Regions from separate parts of the Homo sapiens genome. Here region 1 is linked to region 2. A link is an interaction called in ENCODE POLR2A ChIA-PET data of the cell type or tissue named here. Cell type or tissue: PC-3. All regions are shown on one strand. Links, peaks and the distances in the headings refer to the core of each region. The heading gives the core; the rest is flanking DNA.

Region 1 (4,832 bases), core at 1-4,000, 150 kb before region 2:
AGAAGAAAGTTATATTAAGGTTTCTAATTTTTTTAATGTAGTTAGAAACCAAACTTAACAATGAGCCCAAGTTTAAAGCAGTCTAATTAACCTGGACAAGCTCAGGCAAGTTTCATTCTGTGGCCCATAGCATCATCTGTGTTGTAAAGCTAAGTAGCAAATGTTGTTTGGGTCATGCTGGGGGACAAGCCATCCCAATTTGCTCAGGACTGAGGGGTTTTCCAGGATATCATGTAAGGATAATTGGGTACAAATATAACCTGCTGCTTTCTCTCATTTCAAATTTATCATTTATCATATCAGCAACTATGAGTTATGTTTTTTATTAGATTTCTTGTTACTTTTTCCCCAGACCACTTCCCATGAAATTAATATACTATTATCACTCTCCAGATACACATTTGGAGGAGACGTAATCCAGCATTGGAACTTCTGATCTTCAAGCAGGGATTCTCAACCTGTGGTTTAGGGGTTCATCGGGGCTGAGCGTGACAAGAGGAAGGAATGGGCCCGTGGGATGCAGGCAATGTGGGACTTAAAAGGCCCAAGCACTGAAAATGGAACCTGGCGAAAGCAGAGGAGGAGAATGAAGAAAGATGGAGTCAAACAGGGAGCCTGGAGGGAGACCTTGATACTTTCAAATGCCTGAGGGGCTCATCGACGCCTGTGACAGGGAGAAAGGATACTTCTGAACAAGGAGCCTCCAAGCAAATCATCCATTGCTCATCCTAGGAAGACGGGTTGAGAATCCCTAATTTGAGGGTCAGTTCCTGCAGAAGTGCCCTTTGCCTCCACTCAATGCCTCAATTTGTTTTCTGCATGACTGAGAGTCTCAGTGTTGGAACGGGACAGTATTTATGTATGAGTTTTTCCTATTTATTTTGAGTCTGTGAGGTCTTCTTGTCATGTGAGTGTGGTTGTGAATGATTTCTTTTGAAGATATATTGTAGTAGATGTTACAATTTTGTCGCCAAACTAAACTTGCTGCTTAATGATTTGCTCACATCTAGTAAAACATGGAGTATTTGTAAGGTGCTTGGTCTCCTCTATAACTACAAGTATACATTGGAAGCATAAAGATCAAACCGTTGGTTGCATAGGATGTCACCTTTATTTAACCCATTAATACTCTGGTTGACCTAATCTTATTCTCAGACCTCAAGTGTCTGTGCAGTATCTGTTCCATTTAAATATCAGCTTTACAATTATGTGGTAGCCTACACACATAATCTCATTTCATCGCTGTAACCACCCTGTTGTGATAACCACTATTATTTTACCCATCGTACAGCTGAGGAAGCAAACAGATTAAGTAACTTGCCCAAACCAGTAAATAGCAGACCTCAGACTGCCACCCACTGTCCTTTTATAATACAATTTACAGCTATATTTTACTTTAAGCAATTCTTTTATTCAAAAACCATTTATTAAGTGCCCTTGCAATATCAATCGCTGTGCCAGGCATTGAATCTACAGATGTGAGCAAGACAAAGTACCTGTCCTCAAGGAGCTCATAGTATAATGAGGAGATTAACAAGAAAATGTATTATTACAATTTAGTCCAGTGTCATAGCATAAGGATGATGCGAGGGGAAAACCCGAGCAGTGTTGCCAAGAGGAGGAAATAGGCCAATGTGGTCTGGGACGGTTGGATATACTTAAACATCTTAATAATCAGAGTAATTTTCATTTACAAAGAGAGGTCGGTACTTAAAATAACCCTGAAAAATAACACTGGAATTCCTTTTCTAGCATTATATTTATTCCTGATTTGCCTTTGCCATATAATCTAATGCTTGTTTATATAGTGTCTGGTATTGTTTAACAGTTCTGTCTTTTCTATTTAAATGCCACTAAATTTTAAATTCATACCTTTCCATGATTCAAAATTCAAAAGATCCCATGGGAGATGGTTGGAAAATCTCCACTTCATCCTCCAAGCCATTCAAGTTTCCTTTCCAGAAGCAACTGCTACTGCCTTTCATTCATATGTTCTTCTAAAGATAGTCTACATTTGGAAATGTATGTTAAAAGCACGTATTTTTAAAATTTTTTTCCTAAATAGTAACACATTGTATGTCTGCTGTGTACTTTGCTATTTTTATTTATTTTAGTGTTTCTTATATAGCAGATGGAATGAATTTGAAGTTCCCAGGGCTGAGGATCCATGCCTTCTTTGTTTCTAAGTTATCTTTCCCATAGCTTTTCATTATCTTTCATATGATCCAGTATATGTTAAATATGTCCTACATATACATTTAGACAACCACCATTTGTTAAGTATTTGCTCTAGGACAGAGTTTGGATTTGTTTATGTTTGCTCAAAAGGAGACCCATGGGCTCTCCAGGGTGCACTGAGTCAATCTAGTCCTAAAAAGCAATCTTATTATTAACTCTGTATGACAGAATCATGTCTGGAACTTTTGTTTTCTGCTTTCTGTCAAGTATAAACTTCACTTTGATGCTGTACTTGCAAAATCACATTTTCTTTCTGGAAATTCCGGCAGTGTACCTTGACTGCTAGCTACCCTGTGCCAGAAAAGCCTCATTCGTTGTGCTTGAACCCTTGAATGCCACCAGCTGTCATCACTACACAGCCCTCCTAAGAGGCTTCCTGGAGGTTTCGAGATTCAGATGCCCTGGGAGATCCCAGAGTTTCCTTTCCCTCTTGGCCATATTCTGGTGTCAATGACAAGGAGTACCTTGGCTTTGCCACATGTCAAGGCTGAAGAAACAGTGTCTCCAACAGAGCTCCTTGTGTTATCTGTTTGTACATGTGCATTTGTACAGTAATTGGTGTGACAGTGTTCTTTGTGTGAATTACAGGCAAGAATTGTGGCTGAGCAAGGCACATAGTCTACTCAGTCTATTCCTAAGTCCTAACTCCTCCTTGTGGTGTTGGATTTGTAAGGCACTTTATCCCTTTTGTCTCATGTTTCATCGTAAATGGCATAGGCAGAGATGATACCTAATTCTGCATTTGATTGTCACTTTTTGTACCTGCATTAATTTAATAAAATATTCTTATTTATTTTGTTACTTGGTACACCAGCATGTCCATTTTCTTGTTTATTTTGTGTTTAATAAAATGTTCAGTTTAACATCCCAGTGGAGAAAGTTACTTGGAATATTTGCAGCCTTGTTCCTAGTTCTTTTTTCATTGCTTATACAGCATGTTTTTATACAGCATGCTTTTGAATCCTGCACAATGAAAAAAGTATCAAAAGATTTTATTTTAAAAAAGAATGTATTGAAAATTTTCATTCTCTCTCATTCGGCAGCTTCCTTTAGGACCATACCAAGAAGAGTCAAAATCCTGTCATCTACATTGAAGATCTAAGGGAGAGAGGGTGGGAGAGAAGGAGTGGAACCCAATAGAACTATAGGGAAACAAAGGGACTTACCTCTAAGAAAGTACTTTTCCCAGATCTGTAAACGGGTATGCAATCCAGTGTGTAGGAAGATAGATGTATTGCAGTCTTCAAGTTTTGAAAATAAAGCGAGGAAACTAGAACTAAGCCAAGTTGAGGATTAAGGGCTAGCAATGGTTAGGACCATAGATCTGTGGTTTTAAACAAGCATGACAAAACTTATCATTCAAGGAAGTATAGACCTTTTAATGTGTCATCCGGTGAGATTTTAGTCATGAAATTCCATTTTAAAAGACTATCACTTATTTGAATCAGATACTCTTAAAGGATTATAATGGCTATTTCTAAGAATATGTGTTTGACTCTAGATGCTTTTGTTTGTTTGTTTTTGAGACAGAGTTTTGCTCTTGTCACCCAGGCTGGAGTGCAATGGCACTATCTCAGCTCACTGCAACCTCCGCCTCCAGGTTCAACTGATTCTCCTGCCTCAGCCCCTCGAGTAGCTGGGATTACAGGCACCTGCCACCACTCCTGGCTAATTTTTGTACTTTTAGTAGAGACAGGGTTTCACAATGTTGGCCAGGCTGATCTCGAACTCCTGACCTCAGGTGATCCACCCATCTCAGCCTCCCAAAGGGCTGGGATTACAGGTGTGAGCCACGGTGCCTGGCCTCTGGATGTTTTCAGTAGTAATGATGATGCACTATTTATGCTAGCCCTTGGGCAGTCAAAGCAATAAAAATGTGTGCTAGACATCAAGATATCTGGCCTTCCTAATCAGGAAAGGATATGGAGAACTAGTCTTCCTGGCTTGCCTTGGTGGTATGGAAATTTTGTGACACTTGAGGGGTCTGTATTATAGAAAAGTTAATATGAAAATGGTTCATAAGCTTTCATTAAACTTTTGTTCTAGTCCCTTTTACAAGTGTGTGCCTGTCTGCCACAAGTAGGCCTAATATATTTTTTAAGTTTTATTTTTAATTGACATATAATTGACTTTTTTTTATTATTATACTTTAAGTTCTAGGGTACATGTGCACAAAATGTAGGTTTGTTACATATGTATACATGTGCCATGTTGGTGTGCTGCACCCATTAACTCGTCATTTACATTAGGTACATCTCCTAATACTATCCCTCCCTCCTCCCCGTACCCCACGACAGGCCCCGGTGTGTGATGTTCCCCATCCTGTGTCCAAGTGTTCTCATTGTTCATTTCCCACCTATGAGTGAGAACATGCGGTGTTTGGTTTTTTGTCCTTGCAATAGTTTGCTGAGAATGGTTTCCAGCTTCATCCACGTCCCTACAAAGGACATGAACTCATCCTTTTCTATGGCTGCATAGTATTCCATGGGGTATATGTGCCACATTTTCTTACTCCAGTCTATCATTGGTGGACATTTGGGTTGGTTCCAAGTCTTTGCTATTGTGAATAGTGCTGCAATAAACATACATGTGCA
Region 2 (5,738 bases), core at 698-4,697:
AATAAGTATTTGCATATCTAAACACAGAAAAGTTACAGTAAAAATACGGTATAAAAGATTTAAAAAAAAATGATACACCCATACAAGGCACTTACTATGAATGGAGCTTGCAGGACTGGAAGTTGCTCTGGGTGTCACTGGATGAGTGGTGAGTGAATATGAAGGCCCAGAACATTCCTATACACCACTGTAGACTTTATAAACACTGTACACTTAGGCAATAAATTTATTTACAAATTTTTCTTTCTTCAATAATAAATTAACCTTTGCTTACTGTAATTTTTTACTTTATAAACTTTAGTTTTTTAAACTTTTAAACTCTTGTAATAACAGCTTAAAACACAAATATGTTGTGCAACTGTATAAAAACTATTTTCTTTCTTTATATTCTTATTCTATAAGCTCTTATCCATTTTTATTTTATTATTTATTTGAGTTGGAGTCTCGCTGTGTTGCCCAGGCTGGAGTGCAATGGCGCTATCTCGGCTCACCACAACCTCCGCCTCCTGGGTTCAAGCAATTCTCCTGCCTCAGCCTCCCAAGTAGCTGGGATTACAGGCGCCCACCACCACGCCTGGCTAATTTTTGTATTTTTAGTAGAGACAGGGTTTCACCATGTTGGCCAGGCTGGTCTCAAACTCCTGACCTCGTGATCCACCTGCCTCAGCCTCCCAAAGTGCTGGGATTACAGGCGTGAGCCACCAAGCGTGGCCCATTTTTATTTTTATTTTTTCTCAGACACAGTCTCACTCTGTCGCCTAGGCTGTAGTGTAGTGGTGGGATCCAGCTCATTACAACCTCTACCTCCCAGGTTCAAGAGATTCTCGTGCCTCAGCCTCCTGAGTAGCTGGGATTACAGGTGCACACCACCACACCCGGCTAATTTTTGTATTTTTTAAATTTTTTGTAGAGATAGGGTTTCGCTATGTTGGCCAGGCTGGTCTCGAACTCCTGGCCTCAAGTGATCCGCCCACCTTGGCCTCCCAAAATGCTGGGATTACAGCCATGAGCTACCACGCCCGGCCTATTGTTAAAAAATTTAATTTTTAAAAACTTTTAAAACATTTTTGTTAAAAACTAAGACACAACTACGTAAGCCTAGGATTACACGGGGTCAGGTCATTAATATTAGTGTCTTACACCTCCACATCTTGTTCCACTGTTAAGTTTTTTTTTTTTTTTTGACAGGGTCTCACTCTGTCACACACACTGGAGTGCAGTGGCGTGACTAAAGCTCACTGCAACCTGGAACTCCTGGGATCAAGTGATACTCCTGCCTCAATCTTCCAAGTAGCTAGGACTACAGGCATGTGTCACCATGCCTGACTAGTTTTTTAAAAAATTGATTCGTAGAGACAGGGTCTTGCTACCTTGCCCAGGCTGGTCTTGAACTCCTGCCTCAAGGGATCCTCCCACCTTGGCCTCCGAAAGGGCAGGGATTACAGGTATGAGCCACCACATGGGCCTCCCACTGAAAGTTGCTGAGAGGCAATAACACACATAGAGGTGTCATATCCTGTAACAATGCCTTCTTTTGGAATACCTCCCTGAAGGACCTGCCTAAAGTTGTTTTACGGTTAAGTTTATTTTTTAAGTAGAAAGCGTACCCTTTAAAATAAAGAAAAATAGCATAGTAAATACATAAACTAGTGACATAGTCATTTGTTATTAAGTATCATATACTATATATAATTGTGTTATACTCGTATTTAACTGGCAGTGCAATAGGTTTGTTTACATAGGCATCAACACAAACACATGAGTAATACATTGTGTTATGGCAGTATGACAGTATCATGTCACCAGGTGATAGGAATTTTTCAGCTGCATTATAACCTCATGGGACCACCATTCTAAATGCAGGCTGTCACTGACTGAAACATCATTATATGGTACAGGACTATACTCATCACTCAGCTTCAAAGAAAAACAACTCATGGCCAATTTTGTTTCATATATATTTCACTCACCCCCAGATTATTTTGAAGCAAAACCCAGACATCATATCAATTCAGCTGAGATATTACTTACTTTCAGAAGGGACAAATGAAATCAAGAGGCTATCCCAGTCCAGGCAAGGTGGCTCACGCCTGTAATCCTAGCACTTTGGGAGGCCTAGGTGGGTTGATCACCTGAGGTCAGGAGTTCAAGACCAGCCTGGCCAACATGGTGAAACCCCCATTTCTACTAAAAACACAAAAATTAGCTGGGCGTGGTAGCATATGCCTGTAATCCCAGCTACGCAGGAGGCTGAGGCAGGAGAATCGCTGGAACCCAAGAGGCGGAGGCTGCAGTGAGCCGAGATCTTACCAATGAAGTCCAAGCAGGGGAACAGAACAAGACTCATCTCAGAAAAAAAAGCCACCCAGGAAGCAAATACAACAGTTTATACGATAAAAGTGTAATCAGGTTGAATATTAAAAATATATTAAAGTCATAAATGAAAGCAGTACCATTTTCAATGGATATTATCATAGGTTCTTACGGAGGTCTCCAAATACCGAGAGTAGTATGCTCAGACCCAAAATCCAGCCACAGCTCCATCATCACAAGCCTGTGAATACGTGCGAAAGTACACAGGGCCTACTTTTAATCTGGTGACTCAGGGTACCCTTCCTCCTCATCTTCTTCTCACTAGGCTTGGGACTGAGCCAGAAGCTACACATTACACTACTCCCTTTGACTTGCCAGTTCTGCAAGGTCCTACTTAAAGCAGAACAAACAAACAGGACATTACTAATCATAAGCAATTTAACTTTTTAAAATAACTTTATTCTTATCACAAAAGTAACATGAACTCATTACAGACAATTTGGCAAATCCAAAATCCCAAGGAAGAACATAAAAAGTACCTATAATTGCATTTTCCCCATTTTTTATTAGGCACATATGTAATTTTTTTATAAACATGAGATTATATTTTACATACTGTATTTAATCTGTTTTCATTACTTTCTAATATATACTGAATATACTTCCAAGTGATTAAATATTCTTCCTCAACATAAGCTTTTATTTTTGCAAAATACTCAGGTGTAAGGAAGGACAGTAATTAATGTCTTTTTGGAGACATTTAGATTATTCCCACTTAGATACACCTTTAGATTTAAAGCTAAAATTCTGTAAATATCAGTGTTTATTTCCTTAGAAAATAATCATAGGAAAGAAATCCAGGCATACTTCAGAGATATTGCAGGCTGGGTTCCAGACCAACCCAATAAAGTGAATATTGCAATAAGATGAGTCACACACATTTTTTGGTTTGCAAGTAGTTATAAAAGTTATGTTTAGACTGTTCTGTCATCTATTAAGTGTGTAATAGTATTTTGTCTAAAAAATGTGTATACTTTAATTTAGAAAATACTTTATTGCAGCCGAGCATGGTGACTCATGCCTATAATCCCAGTACTTTGGGAGGCCGAGGCGGGCAGATCACCTGAGGTCAGGAGTTCAAGACTAGCCTGGCCAACATGGGGAAACTCCATCTCTACTAAAAATACAAAAATTAGCCAGGCATGGTGGCACACGCCTGTAATCCCAGCTACTCGGGAGGCTGAGGCAGGAGAATCGCTTGAACCTGGGAGGCGGAGGTTGCAGTCAGCCGAGATTGTACCACTGTACTCCAGCCTGGGTGACAGAGCGAGACTCCATCTCAAAATATATATATTATTGCTAACAAAATGCTAATGATCTTCAGAGCTTCCAGCAAATAGTAATCTCTTTGCTGCTGGAGGGTCTTGTCCCATGTTGATGGCTGCTGACTGATCAGGGTGGTGGTTGCTGAAGGCTGTAGTGACTGTTCCAAGTTTTTTTTTTTTTTTTGACATGGAGTCTTCCTCGGTCGCCAGGCTGGAGTGCAGTAGCGCGATCTCGGCTCACTGCAACCTCCGCCTCGCAGGTTCAAGCAATTCTCCTGCCTCAGCCTCCCGAGTAGCTGGGACTACAGGCGGGTGCCACCATGCCCAGCTAATTATTATTTTTTTAGTAGATACGGGGTTTCACCATGTTGGCTAGGATGGTCTCGATCTCTTGACCTTGTGATCTGCCTGCCTTGGCCTCCCAAAGTGCTGGGATTACAGGTGTGAGCCACCGCACCTGGCCCCTTTCCAGAAGGTTTTAGATTCACTTTGCTCAGATCCATCAGAGGAATCACTGTGTATAGCAGATCCACTATGTATAGCTGCATTTCATAGCAGCTCTAGCCTTATGAAATGTATTTCTTAAATAATAAGACTTAAAAGTCAAAATTATTCCTTGGTCCACAGCTACAGAATGGATATTGCATTAGCAGGCAAGGAAACAGCATTAATCTCCTTGTATGTCTCCATCAGAATTCTAGGATGGCTAGATGCACTGTCCGTGAACAGTGAAAGTTTGAACTATGTATAGCAGATTCACTATGTATAGCTGCATTTCATAGCAGCTGTAGCCTTATGAAATATATTCCTTAAATAATAAGACTTAAAAGCCAAAATTACTCCTTGGTCCATGGGCTACAGAATGGATACTGCATTAGCAGGCAAGGAAACAGCATTAATCTCCTTGTATGTCTCCATAAATACTCTAAGATGGCTAGATGTGCTATCCATGAACAGTGAAAGTTTGAAATGACTCTTTCATTCCAAGTAGTAGTTCTCAACAAGAGCTTAAAATATTCAATAAATCATACTGGAAACGGATGTGCTATCATCCATGCTTTGCTGTTCCATTTATAGAGCACAGGCAGAGTAGACTTGACATAATTCTTAAGGGCCTTAGGATTCTAGGAGTGGTAAATGAGCACTGGCTTCCACCAAAAAAGCCACCAGCATTATTAGCCGCTAACAAGGGAGTCAGCCTGTCCTTTGAAGCTTGGAAGCCAAGCACTGACTTTTCCTAACTATGGAAGTCCTAGATGGCATCTTATTCCAACAGATGGCTGTTTTGTCTACACTGAAGATCTGTTGTTTAATGTAGCCACCTTTATCAAAGATCTTAGCTAGATCTTCTGGATAACTTGCTGTAGCTTCTACGTCAGTACTTGCTACTTCACCTTGCAGTTTCATGTTATGGACACAGCTTCTTTTGGTAAACCTCATGAACCAACCTCTGCTAGCTTCAAATGTTTCTTCTGCAGTTTCCTTGCCTCCCTTAGGCTTCACAGAATTGAAGAGAGCTAGGGCACTGCTCTGGCCTAGGCTTTGGCTTAAGGGAATGCTTTTTAAAAACTGGTTTTTGCTTCATTTTAGAGACAGGGTCTCACTCTATCACCCAGGCTAGAGTGCAGTGGCGCAGATAGCTCATTGTAATCTGGAACTCCCAGGCTCAAGTGATCCCCGTCTCAGCCTCCCAAGTAGCTAGGACTACAGGTGCACACCATCATACCCAGCTAATTAAAACATTTTTTTTTAAAGAAATGGGGTCTTGCTATATTGCTCAGGCTGGTCTCGAAGTCTTAGGCTCAAGTAATCCTCCTGTCTCAGCCTCCCACAGTGCTGGGATTAAGGCATGAGGCACTGCGTCTGGTTTAAGGGAATGTTGTAGCTTGCTTGATCTCCTACCCAGACCATTAAAACTTTCTCCAGGTCAGCAACAAGGCTGTTTTGTTTTATCATTCCTATGTTCTCCAAAGTGGTACTTTTACTTTCCTTTAAGAACTTTTTTTCCTTTGCATTCATAACTTGGCTAACTGGTACAAGAGGCCTAGCTTTTGGCCTATCTTTGCTTTCAATATGCCTTCCTCACTTAGTTTAATCATT

What was found. Peaks named below come from ENCODE experiments on the same cell type or tissue, not always from the same donor. Only the 100,000 strongest peaks of a DNase experiment are listed, where the experiment ranks them.
Region 1: POLR2A ChIA-PET joins it to region 2 with 5 read pairs; 14 of 35 experiments call an interaction of 5 or more read pairs at or near these places.

Annotation. Positions count from the first base shown.
Region 1 is chr9:5,467,447-5,472,278 of GRCh38, forward strand. It overlaps CD274 (CD274 molecule), which reads left to right. Exons shown (of 7, transcript NM_014143.4): 7 at 394-3,108. The coding sequence ends at 416. All of the region lies in intron 2 of INCR1 (interferon stimulated noncoding RNA 1), which reads right to left. Among named protein-coding and RNA genes, the nearest start is that of CD274, 19 kb to the left of the region's middle. In PC-3, for the core only: no CTCF peak of the experiment used is centred there; no DNase peak of the experiment used is centred there.
Region 2 is chr9:5,618,918-5,624,655 of GRCh38, forward strand. All of the region lies in intron 1 of INCR1 (interferon stimulated noncoding RNA 1), which reads right to left. Among named protein-coding and RNA genes, the nearest start is that of RIC1, 7.3 kb to the right of the region's middle. In PC-3, for the core only: no CTCF peak of the experiment used is centred there; DNase peaks (open chromatin) are centred at 2,644 and 3,244; H3K27ac peaks cover 2,751 bases.